Regions from separate parts of the Homo sapiens genome. Here region 1 is linked to region 2. Evidence: chromatin contacts called from ENCODE POLR2A ChIA-PET data. All regions are on one chromosome and are shown on one strand. The core of a region is the stretch at or near the end of the contact, and the rest is flanking DNA. Distances in the headings are between cores, read along the strand shown. Region 1 overlaps ZBTB47 (zinc finger and BTB domain containing 47). Region 2 holds the start of ZNF619 (zinc finger protein 619).

The links. ChIA-PET counts read pairs that join two places held with the same protein, here RNA polymerase II (POLR2A).
Region 1: POLR2A ChIA-PET joins it to region 2 with 13 read pairs in A673. The contact joins the enhancer-like site here to the promoter of ZNF619 in region 2. POLR2A ChIA-PET finds 5 or more read pairs at or near these places in 2 of 52 experiments (A673 and WTC11).

What each region holds. Positions count from the first base shown.
Region 1 is chr3:42,658,518-42,664,781 of GRCh38, forward strand. It overlaps ZBTB47 (zinc finger and BTB domain containing 47), which reads left to right. Exons shown (of 6, transcript NM_145166.4): 2 at 1-1,311; 3 at 2,968-3,115; 4 at 4,495-4,610; 5 at 5,280-5,424; 6 at 5,720-6,264. The coding sequence ends at 6,081. Among named protein-coding and RNA genes, the nearest start is that of ZBTB47-AS1, 7.3 kb to the left of the region's middle. RefSeq lists enhancers at 816-1,726, 1,727-2,636, 5,598-5,647. Within about 2 kb of position 2,053, at least 7 of the 41 ENCODE cell types and tissues checked have a DNase peak (open chromatin) inside an H3K27ac peak, as active enhancers do.
Region 2 is chr3:40,473,614-40,479,114 of GRCh38, forward strand. ZNF619 (zinc finger protein 619) reads left to right here and starts at 3,509. Exons shown (of 5, transcript NM_001145093.4): 1 at 3,509-3,744; 2 at 4,305-4,390. The coding sequence starts at 4,367. RefSeq lists an enhancer at 3,683-3,822.

The DNA of each region.
Region 1 (6,264 bases), core at 803-3,302, 2.2 Mb after region 2:
GTGGAGCTGTCCCTGGAGGCACTGGCACCTGGTGGCCTGCAGCAGATCCTCAACTTCATCTATACGTCCAAGCTGCTGGTCAACGCGGCCAACGTCCACGAGGTGCTCAGCGCCGCCTCATTGCTGCAGATGGCTGACATCGCTGCGTCCTGCCAAGAGCTGCTGGACGCCCGCTCTCTAGGCCCACCAGGTCCGGGCACTGTGGCCCTGGCCCAGCCGGCTGCCAGCTGCACTCCAGCTGCGCCGCCCTACTACTGTGACATCAAGCAGGAGGCCGACACCCCAGGCCTGCCCAAGATCTATGCCCGCGAGGGCCCTGACCCTTACTCGGTGCGTGTTGAGGACGGGGCAGGGACTGCTGGTGGCACAGTGCCTGCCACCATTGGGCCAGCCCAGCCCTTCTTTAAGGAGGAGAAGGAGGGTGGTGTCGAGGAGGCCGGTGGGCCCCCAGCCAGCTTGTGCAAGCTGGAGGGTGGAGAAGAGTTGGAGGAAGAGCTTGGGGGTTCTGGCACCTACAGCCGCAGGGAGCAATCCCAGATCATCGTGGAGGTGAACCTCAACAACCAGACACTGCACGTGTCCACGGGGCCAGAGGGGAAGCCAGGTGCCGGGCCAAGCCCAGCCACCGTGGTTCTGGGCCGGGAGGACGGGCTGCAGAGACACTCGGACGAGGAGGAGGAGGACGACGAGGAGGAGGAGGAGGAAGAAGAGGAAGAGGAAGGTGGTGGCAGTGGACGGGAGGAGGAGGAGGAGGAAGAGGGTGGCAGTCAGGGAGAAGAGGAAGAAGAGGAGGAGGACGGGCACAGTGAGCAGGAAGAGGAAGAGGAGGAGGAAGAGGAGGAAGGGCCTAGTGAGCAGGATCAAGAGAGCTCTGAGGAGGAGGAGGGGGAGGAGGGGGAGGCTGGGGGCAAGCAGGGGCCACGGGGAAGCCGAAGCAGCCGGGCAGACCCCCCTCCCCACAGTCACATGGCCACACGGTCCCGGGAGAACGCCCGGCGCCGGGGTACCCCTGAACCTGAAGAAGCTGGGCGGCGGGGTGGGAAGAGGCCAAAGCCACCCCCTGGAGTGGCCTCTGCATCGGCCCGAGGGCCGCCAGCCACTGATGGGCTGGGGGCCAAGGTGAAGCTGGAGGAGAAGCAGCACCATCCATGCCAGAAGTGCCCACGAGTTTTCAACAACCGCTGGTACCTGGAGAAACACATGAATGTGACCCACAGCCGCATGCAGATCTGCGACCAGTGCGGCAAGCGCTTCCTGCTGGAGAGCGAGCTGCTGCTGCACAGGCAGACAGACTGCGAGCGCAACATCCAGGTGGGCCTCACGTGGCTGGGGGCAGGGCAGAGGCTGTCCAGGTGGGGCTAGGCCATAACTGGGCTCTGGGCACCTAGTGTCTTGCTGACTGCATTACCTAGGTGGTCTGCGGAGACCAGACTTAGCCCCCAGACAGGCTGGCCCAGGCCCAGTTCTCAGGGTGGTTAGAGCTCAGGGGTAACATCAAGCCGAGCTTCCTGGGAGAGGTGGATAGAGTTGGGCGCATGAAGAGATGTGCAGAGGATTGGAACAAACAGTACCCTTGGCCAGAGGGACAAAGGGGACACATGGACTTGGGAGGATGAGAGTGGAGAGTTGTCTGAGCAGACAAGGCCAGAAGACAGGCCACTCTGGGTGGGATGAGTCAGACGGGGTTTTAACAAACACGGGGGCTGTAGGAAGGCCAGCAGGGCCACTGTGTATAGTTTCACAGGTTGTGCACTGCAGCAAGTGAGCACACGATGGGAGGAGGGGTTTGCCCAGAGGGATGCCATCCTCCACTTCCCACAAAAGTGCTGTATGGAGGAGGGGGCAGCCCAGCAGGAGGCAGCCCCCACTTTCAGCTCTTTGGGGATGCCAGCTCCCATGGGCCTGGGAAAAAGGGATTGGGTGAGAAATTTGGGAAGAGCAGAGGCTGCTGGGGTAAGCAGGGGAGCTGAGCTGGCTGCTGGGCCTTGAGCCAGCCTGAGTCTGTTTGTGCCAGCCTCACTTCTCAGGGTGGGGTGGCACAGGGCCAGCCAGGCTCCCACGGGTGGTTTTCACCTCTTCTGGCCCAGGAGAAGGGGGAAAGGTAGCAGGTAGGTGGGTGCTAATTGCCTGCGCTAATTGCTAATTGCAGTGCCCTGTGGAGAAAGTGTTACCCGGGGGTCACCTGCTATCCTGCCCCACCCTTGTGTACCTGTGCCCACTTGCCCGCCTGCTGGGCTGCCCTTTGATGCTCTAACTGCTGCGCACCTGAGTCTCCCTCCTGAAGGAAAAAGAAGCTTCTGCCCCATCCAACCTGAGTACCCTGACCAATTTCTGCCCAAGCCTTGGCCTAGCCTCCATCCCTGTGGGGTGTCCTGCATAGATGGGCAGGACAAGGGTCCAGGAGAACAAATGGGGGGATATGGTCCCCAAGATCCCCCACCACTCTCTGTGCCTGATGGGACCTTGAGCCTCCTGCTGTCCTCCTCAGCCAACGCCTCTGGGACTCATCCTCTTGGCGATATTCATGGTGTCATGGCACAGGTCCCAGCAGGAGGAGGCAGCAGTGATAATGGCTCACTCTGTGGGACCTGTTATCTCTGCGTGTAGCCTCCATACCAGAGGGCGCCCTTCAGCTAGTTGTCTGCCTTACCTCTATAGACAGACAAAGGGTGATGCCTTTGGAAGCCCTTGTTGAAATGAGCCCAGAGTGGGGAATTTCCTGGAAGAGGTGACCCCTGACCCTAGTTAACTCAAGGATGAAGGAGGACACCAGGCTGTGTGTTTGGGGGTGTTTAAGGAGTTTTCATCCCCAACCTTAGAAACATCAGAGCTGGCTGGCTGTTGGCATCAAGGGCTCTCCAGCATATTTCAAGTGGGAAAACTGAGGCCAGACGGGGGCAGTAGCTTGCCCAAGTCCAAGACCCTGGGGACTCAGGACCCAGGGCCTCAAGTCCTCTTATTCTGCAGTGTGTGACATGTGGCAAAGCTTTCAAGAAGCTTTGGTCCCTCCATGAGCATAACAAGATTGTGCACGGCTACGCAGAGAAGAAGTTCTCATGCGAGATCTGTGAGAAGAAGTTCTACACCATGGCCCACGTGCGTAAGCACATGGTTGGTAAGTCTGGGCCACTGGGGGATGGAGCCAGAGGATAGAGATGGACCAGCTTCTGGCTGGTGGATGGGAAAGACTTCACATCCAAGGGCAATGTGAAGGGGTGAGGAGGCCCCTCTCAGCTAGGAGGCCTGGGGAGGTTGGTTCCAGTGGCAGGTGTAGCCTGGACAGGCTCTGGGGCCAGGGCTGGCATGTACAGTTGGGCAGGCTGCACATTGCACAAGGGTGCCTGGACAAGATGGCAGGTGGGAACCGGAATCAAGCTGGCACACTGCTAACCAGGCTGTGCATCCTGGCACGGGCTCGTGTCCACCCAGGGAAAAGAATACCTTTTCCTAATTATACAAAGTGCTGTATGGGCTGGTACAGGCCCTGTGTCAGTTTGATGACAGCTGTGCCTCTGATTCTTTCTTACCTTCTGGTCCTCATAGGGCTTCAGGCCTCTCTGAATGCAGCCTCCCCTCAGGGTTCATGCCTGGACACAGTAAGGAGGTCCCCCAATTGTGTGTTTTGGCCACGCCACTGCCCCAGGCAAGGCTGCCCACCTGCTGTATGTGGGCCTGGCAGAGCCTCATGTCCCTACAGCCCTGCCTTCCTTGCCCGCTCCAAGTCTGGGCCTTGAGGGGGAGGGGTAGCCAAGGCAGACAGTGAGCCCCTGGCCAGGTCCTAATCCCTTTCTCCATGAGACAGTGCTGGGGGCCCTCCAGCATGAACTGACTGGAAGCTGGGACCCTGCGGCCTAGGTCTCAGCCAGGAGCATGCTGGGTAAACCAGGACTGGTGTCTGTGAGCTTGAAGGTGAGCCTTCTGTCTCCAGTGGCCACCTACCAGATCCTTGAAGAGTTTGTTAGTCCTCACCCATCCGTGGGTGCTGGGAGGAGTGCAGCTAACTTCCTCCAGACTGCTGGCTAGGGCCTGAGACCAGGGCCTTTCTGCATATGTCCCCTCTAAAGCCCACCACCCCTGAAGCTCAGGACCACTATGAGTCCCTTTTTATAGGAGAGGAAGCGGAGGTCCAGAGAGACTGAGTGGGAAGCCAGTGGTCGGGCCGGGATTTGAGCTGAAGCCAGGTCCACCCAGGGTCCTTCCATCCTTCCCTGAAGCTTTGGGGGCAAGGCAGCCTTGGCCACTTCCCTTGACCAGAGGCTAAAGAACCACAGAGCCCCAGCATGTCTGAGGCAGACCTTCAGAGCAGATAGGAGACCCAGCCATGGAGGCAGGGGGCCTCTCCTGGGAATCAGCACAGGTCCTGGGACAGAGTATAAGGCCAGCCCCAGAGAAGGGTGGTGGCACAGGGCTGCCCCAGGAGGCAGGGTCTGGGCCCAACGTCGGGGTGCTTGGGCAGGCCCGTAAAACATGATGGCCCTGGTGCCCACCTCGTAGCCCACACCAAGGACATGCCCTTCACCTGCGAGACCTGCGGAAAGTCCTTCAAGCGCAGCATGTCCCTCAAGGTGCACTCACTGCAGCACTCAGGGGAGAAGCCGTTCAGATGTGAGGTGAGCTTCCATCTCCTGCCTGGCCTGCCCGAGGGGTCACCTGGGAGGGGCAGGAATCAGGGAGCGCAGCTGCTGAAAAACAAAGGGCTAGGGGGTGGAATGTAGTGTCCAGAAAGAGAGAGCCCTGCCCTCTGAGGTCTGCAGCCCCTGCCTCCCACTCCCACCCAGCCCCTACTCTTCTCTGGCCCACTCCCATCCTGCCCTTCCTTCCCCAACCCAGCCCCACACACTCAGGGTGGGAAGTGTGTGTGGGCTACAGCCCTAGGAGCAGGCTTTCTGGGGAGGCAGATTCAGGAGCATCCCAGGCCTGGAGCTCAGATGAGACAACAGAGCTGCAGGTGGGGAGGTGGGGGCAGGGGCTGGGCGTCTGATCAGGAGGAAGGATGAGGGACCTCGTGCCTTAAGCATGGGGCTCCCTCTACTCTCTGGCTTTTTCCCACTTCCGACCCCCATTCCCCACCTAAGCCTTGGGTGCTTGTGGCCTCTCCTCTTGTGCCCATGTACTGCCCACCCAGATGCACCTCGGCTTGCCCTCATGTCCCCATCTCCTTGCCCAGGAGCCCCTGAGTGTGTCCCTCCTTGGCCCTGTGGCCACAGGGGAGCTGTTCCCTCCACAAAGGCTGCTCTTCTGCTCTGTGCCTGGGCCTCACCCCCAAACCCCACCCCCAGAACTGCAATGAGCGCTTCCAGTACAAGTACCAGCTGCGGTCACACATGAGCATCCACATTGGCCACAAGCAGTTCATGTGCCAATGGTGCGGCAAGGACTTCAACATGAAGCAGTACTTCGATGAGCACATGAAGACCCACACAGGTGCGGCTGCCCCTGGGGACGGAGCTCGGTGCCGGGCCTGGGACCCCTTCTCAGCCCCGCTCAGGACACCTGGAATAATCTTGGCCACACCCCTTCTCAAGTCTGGGCCTCCGTTTACCCATGCTTCCTGCCTCCCAGGGTTGGGTGAGGCTGGCACAAAATGCCCCAGGGTCGGGGAGGATCTGAGAGCGCCGGGGCTGGGCCCCACTATGGCTCCATGGGAGACGGAGGCTGGCCCCAGACTGGGGTGTGGCGACCCCTCACTGACGCCCTGCTGCCCACCCCCAACCCCCAGGAGAGAAGCCGTACATCTGCGAGATCTGTGGCAAGAGCTTCACCAGCCGGCCCAACATGAAGCGGCACCGGCGCACGCACACGGGCGAGAAGCCGTACCCGTGCGACGTGTGTGGCCAGCGCTTCCGCTTCTCCAACATGCTCAAGGCCCACAAGGAGAAGTGCTTCCGCGTCAGCCACACCCTGGCCGGCGACGGCGTCCCCGCTGCCCCAGGCCTGCCCCCAACCCAGCCCCAGGCGCACGCACTGCCCCTGCTCCCGGGGCTGCCCCAGACCCTGCCGCCCCCGCCCCACCTGCCGCCCCCGCCTCCGCTCTTCCCCACCACTGCCAGCCCCGGCGGGAGGATGAACGCCAACAACTAGCTGCCGAGCTGCACCCGTGCACCCGCTGGGGCCTGGAGTCAGGGCCCACTCCAGGAGGGACCCACTGCCTTCCCGGGGAGCACAGTAGTGCGGGCCTGGGCCCTGCTCCACCTCCAGAAGTGGCTGGATGTACCCTGCCTGAGGCCCCGACGAGGAGGGGTATGCAGGCTGGCAGGCCCCAGA
Region 2 (5,501 bases), core at 2,259-4,758:
TTTTTATCATGAAAGTATGTTGAACTTTGTCAAATGCTTTTTCTGTATCCATTGAGATGATCATATGATTTTTATTTTTCATTTTGTTAATGTGGTATATCACACTGATCGATTTACATATGTTGAAACATTCTTGCATCTCTGGATGATCATAGTATATGATCCCACCCTATCATGGGCAGGAGAATCGTTTGAACCCAGGAGGGGGAAGTTGCAGTGAGCCGAGACCGCGCCACTGCACTCCAGCCTGGGTGACAGAGGGAGATTCTGTCTCAAAAAAAAAAAGAAATCAGAAAAATAAGAATAATCAAACATGAAGTATGACTAAAACAGACTCAGAAGAAAGCTTATAGACATAAATACAAGTATGAGAGAACCAAAAAGCTATAAAAAATTAGGCATGCTATTCAAAAACTAGAAAAAGAATATACGTCTTTCAGATTTTAAGAAATAAATCAATAATGATAAAATGAAACACGATATGGTATTAGACGTGTTCATGAAAAAGAAAAATGATACTAAAAATCAATGATATAGAAAAAGCAATGAAATATGAAAAAACTAAAAGTTGGTTCTGTGAAAAATTCAATAAAAGAGAAAAAGTATAGGTAAACAGTAATTGATACAAGAAAAGGGACAAATCCCTTCAGACATGGACATATAAAAAGTAAGATGATTTTGTATCAGTAAATTTGACAGCCTATGCCAAATTATTTTCTATGGAAGAAAGTACCAAAATTGGTTAAAGGCATTAAAAACCTGAATGGACTAATAACCACACAAGAGACGGAAAAGTTGTCAAATATAAAAAGGTGTTGGGTCCAGAATGACTTATAACAGGTGAAATTTTCATACCTTTATAGGACATTTTGGCCCTAAGTTATGCTTTCCTAAATAATATGAAACTGTATATATACCTTCTATAGACATGGTCTCACTCTGTTGCCCAGGCTGGAGTTCAGTAGTGTAATGAGTTTCTTGGTTGGATGCAAACTGGTGCATTCACTGAGGTGGGGGAACCCTGGAGGAGGAACAGGGGGATGAGGGAAGGATGATGAGATTAGTTTGGAACATTTTGAATTTTAGGCTTTTGTAGAATAATTAGAAATCAACAGGCAGTTTCAAACCCAGACCTCTAACTCCAAGCTATCTGCACACTGCCTGGCCAATAGGAAGCACTATTGCCATGAGTGTTATTAAATCTGGACTGCAGAAAGAGATACGGGAGTGTCTTACAGGAGAGTGGTGAGATACGCACGAATAATAATAATGTCAGCAATAATATAGCACTTATTTTGACTTAGTTCAGTACAGAACTGGACTCTGTCCATAAAAAGAGTCAAACTCAGTAAAATATTTAAAGAGATTTATTCTAAACTAAATATGAGGACCAGTGACCCACGACACAGCCCCAGGGGGTCCTGAGATCTTGTGCTCAAGGTGGTCGGGCTACAGCTTGGTTTTACATGTTTTAGGAAGATATAAGATATCAATCAATAAATGTAGGATGTACATTAGCTCCATCCGGAAAGGAGGGACAACTCGAAGTGGGGAGTGTGGGGGCACCTTCCAGGGCGTAGGTGGATTCAAAGATTTCCTTTCCTTTCCTTTCCTTTTTCCTTTCCTTTCCTTTCCTTTCCTTTCCTTTCCTTTCTTTTCTTTTGAAGATTTCTAACTGGCAATTAGTTGAAAGAGTTATGGACTGGGCACGGTGGCTCACGCCTGTAATCCCAGCACTTTGGGAGGCCGAGGCGGGCGGATCACGAGGTCAGGAGATCGAGACCATCCTGGCTAACACGGTGAAACCCCGTCTCTACTAAAAATACAAAAAATTAGCTGGGCATGGTGGCGGGCGCCTGTAGTTCCAGCTACTCAGGAGGCTGAGGCAGGAGAATGGCATGAGCCCGGGAGGCAGAGCTTGCAGTGAGCCGAGATCGCGCCACTGCACTGCAGCCTGGGCGACAGAGCAAGACTCTGTCTCAAAAAAAAAAAAAAAAAAAAAAAGTTATTAGCTAAAGACCTGGAATCAATTGAAGGGAATGTCTGAGTTAAGATAAGGGGTTTTGGAGACCAATGTTCTTATTATGCAGATGAAACCTCCAGGTAGCAGGCTTCAGAGAGAAACGATTGTAAATGTTTCTTACCAGACTTCAAAAGGTGCCAAACTCTTAGTTAATTCTCTACTGGATCAAGGAAAACACTTTGAAAGTGAAGGGGATTCTTTACAGGATGTAGATTTTCTTCACAAAAGACAGCTTTACAGGGTCATTTCAAAATATGTCAAAGAAATACATTTTAGGGTAAAATACTTCAGTTTATTTCAGGGCCTGTTATCTGTCACATGAGACTATACTAGAGTCAGGTTAGAATTTGATGTCTTATTGCTATAAAGAGTTTGTTTTGGGCTGGGCGTGGTGGCTCACGCCTGTAATCCCAGCACTTTGGGAGGCCGAGGCGGGCGATCACGAGGTCTAGTTCAAGACCAGCCTGGTCAACATGGTGAAATCCCGTCTCTACTAAGAATACAAAAATTAGCCGGGCGTGTTGGCACGTTCCTGTAATCCCAGCTACTCAGGAGGCTGAGGCAGGAGAATTGCTTGAACCCGGGAGGCGGAGGTTGCAGTGAGCCGAGATCGGGAAACTGTACTCCAGCCTGGGCTACAGAGTAAGACTCCATCTCGGAAAAAAAAAAAAAAAGTTTTAGTCAGTCTCAAGATCTCTGTTTTAATGTTAATGCTGGTCCGTAGTGCCTGAATTCCAAGGGCATAACGAGGCAAGTCCGATCCCCTGCTTCCCATCATGGCCTGAACTAGATTGCCAGGTTTTCTTTGGAATGTTTTGGCTGAGAGAAGTGGTCCATTCAGTTGGTTGGGGGACTTAGAATTTTATTTTTGGTTTACAAAACTGTTGCATGAATTGACTCAGTTAATTCACTGAATTTATAAATTACAAACTTTTACCATTCTCAACTGATAAATTGAGGCAACGATTTAAGTATAACTTGAGCAAGTCCATATAGAGTGGAGCCAGGAACGCAGACAATGAGACACCATACCCCATGGTCTTAGGTCACAGTCATTCAGTGGGAGACAGGGGCTATAAATTCATTAGAAGGTTAAGTTAGGAATTAAGTAATTAGGTAAGGAATTAGGAATTCAGTTAATTAAGTTACAAATTGTTAAATATGGAGGAATTTATCATGTAGTTGGGGTACTAAGACATAAGAGAAAATAATAAAGAAAAACAGGAGCGGCCGGGCGCGGTGGCTCACGCCTGTATTCCCAGCACTTTGGGAGGCCGAGGCGGGCGGACAGCTTGAGCTCAGGAGTTCGAGAACAGCCTGCGCAACATAGCGAGACCCCCGTTTCAAAAAACACACGAAAAAATTAAAATTAAAAAACAAACAAACCAGGCGCAGAGCGGTTGTGGAGAAGGGAAGCGAAGGGTTGGAGTTTCGTTTCGTGGGAACCATAGAGAAGGGCCAGCCTCCCGGCTTCCTAGAGAGGCTGTAGGGACCGACGGCCGGCCAGCTAATGCTTCCGTCTTGGCCACCTTGCGAGCGCTCGGGTTGAGTTTCCCGGGCTTCCCTGACTCGGCTACCTGTTCTGGAGGTCAGGCTTTGGGCCCTTGCAGAGGTCGCCGAGGGGCCCGCGCCGCCGCCAGAGCCTGGGCCCAGTCCCCAGTCTTCAGAGACGCCCTCGACCTTCCTGCTCCGAGGAGCTGGCCTGATGTCCTCGGGTCGCGGTATTCATGGGGAGGATGGGAGCCGTGACTATAGGGTCTCCTGCTTCCCAGGGTGGAGCGTTCAGATCCCGGTTAGGTCTTCGGTCAGCATCACCCGCTGGGACATTAAGCGTCTTACCCTTGTCACCCGGGGCTGGGTCACCACTTATATTTTGTCCTGCAGCCTGTGGTTTGTTTAGGGGTCCCCGTTATATCCTACTTTCTCTCCAGAGACTTGTTTTGGGTTTTTGCCATGAACACTAGAAGCATTCAATACAAACTGTTTAGTAATGCATTCATAGTGGGGCCAAGAATTTTTTTTAAAAAACAGCCACGAATCCACTGCAGTTCTTGACTCTTACTTTACAGATATTCTTTCTAGAGTTTCCAGTGTCACCAAGCAGATCTATAGGAGAATATGCAGAGGGAGCATTTGCAACATCCCATGAATCAGTGGAGAGGGTGAATGACAGCAGCTAGTGTGCCAAGAATATCTGCAATGCTAGTGGCAGGAGACAGAGGGGAAGAGGCGGCAAGTGTAGGAGACGAGACAGATCAGTCTCATTGTGGTTCTCTCTTAGCTCCGCAGGTTCTTACTTTTTCAAACCTAGAGGGCAGTGCATGAAGCCAGGGGTCATCAGCCATGCTCCAGACAGTGTGGTTCCAGGTGAGCAGAGCTTTCTTTCAGCTTTCCATACTCAGAACAGATATGGAAGGTCAGTACAGCCCCAGTAGCCTGACTTGGCCAGTCTCATGCTTAGTTTTACATCCTTCAATAAAGTATGTAAAAACAGTATGCGAGGGGAGTTGACGAACGAGAGTAGGTGAATTTGGGAGAGTCAGGTAGGTTGGAAAAGAAGGAATGAATTATCCTAGAAAGTGGGAATCTGCATTCATGAGAACTGAAAGTGTGGCCTGGAGATGAGCAGCTTTTGCATTACAGAGGGCTCTTGTTAGGCAAAATGTCAGGCCCCCTCCCCAGATCTCCTAAATCAGAATCTACATTTTTACAAGATCTGGAAAATTAAAGGGCAGATTAAAATTTGAGGAGTGCTAGTCTGCGTTCACAGTACACAAAGAAAAGCCATTTCTGAGGTTAAATAGACACTTCCAAGGGAGGAGTTTACCCTGCAGACCACTCAGTTAAGGTACAGTGAAGCCAGAACTGGAAACATGTGGAAAATGTAGATTGATGAGGGAGATGTATTTTTGGAGGAATGATGAGTTTGGAGCTGAAGCCAGTGCCTTTAGCTCAATGCGAAGACGTCAGTCTAACCTCTGTGAGAGTCTATATCCTTTCTTGGCTACAAATTCATGTAGCATTGGGAGGACTTTTCCCTCCAGTTTTCTTGGTGGTAGATGATGGTTTTACTGGATTTTTCTCCAGTGTCCTAGATCATGGAATGAGAAAGCTGAGTTTATCATGTAATGGATGTATCTTGTAATGAGAAAGCTCCATCCCAAGGACTTAAAAACAATGTGTGTGTCCTTTTGGTGGATATTGGACCATCCACTTCTGTTCGAGAACTTCAGCAAAAATTCATTCCTACAAGTCAGGAAGTGTGCTGTGGGGGTATGCTGTGCTCTCCTGGTGCTTTGCCTGAAGTACAGAAATCACTTAGGATTAGATTCCCCAAAGAGGACCCCAAATGACAGTGGATTAAACGAGGTAAAGGCTTCTCTCTCATACAAAAGTATCAAGAGTCAATACAGGGCTAGTGTGGCAGCTCCCCTATTATGCTCTCAGGCTCTGTCTTTCTGCTCTACCATCCTAGCAG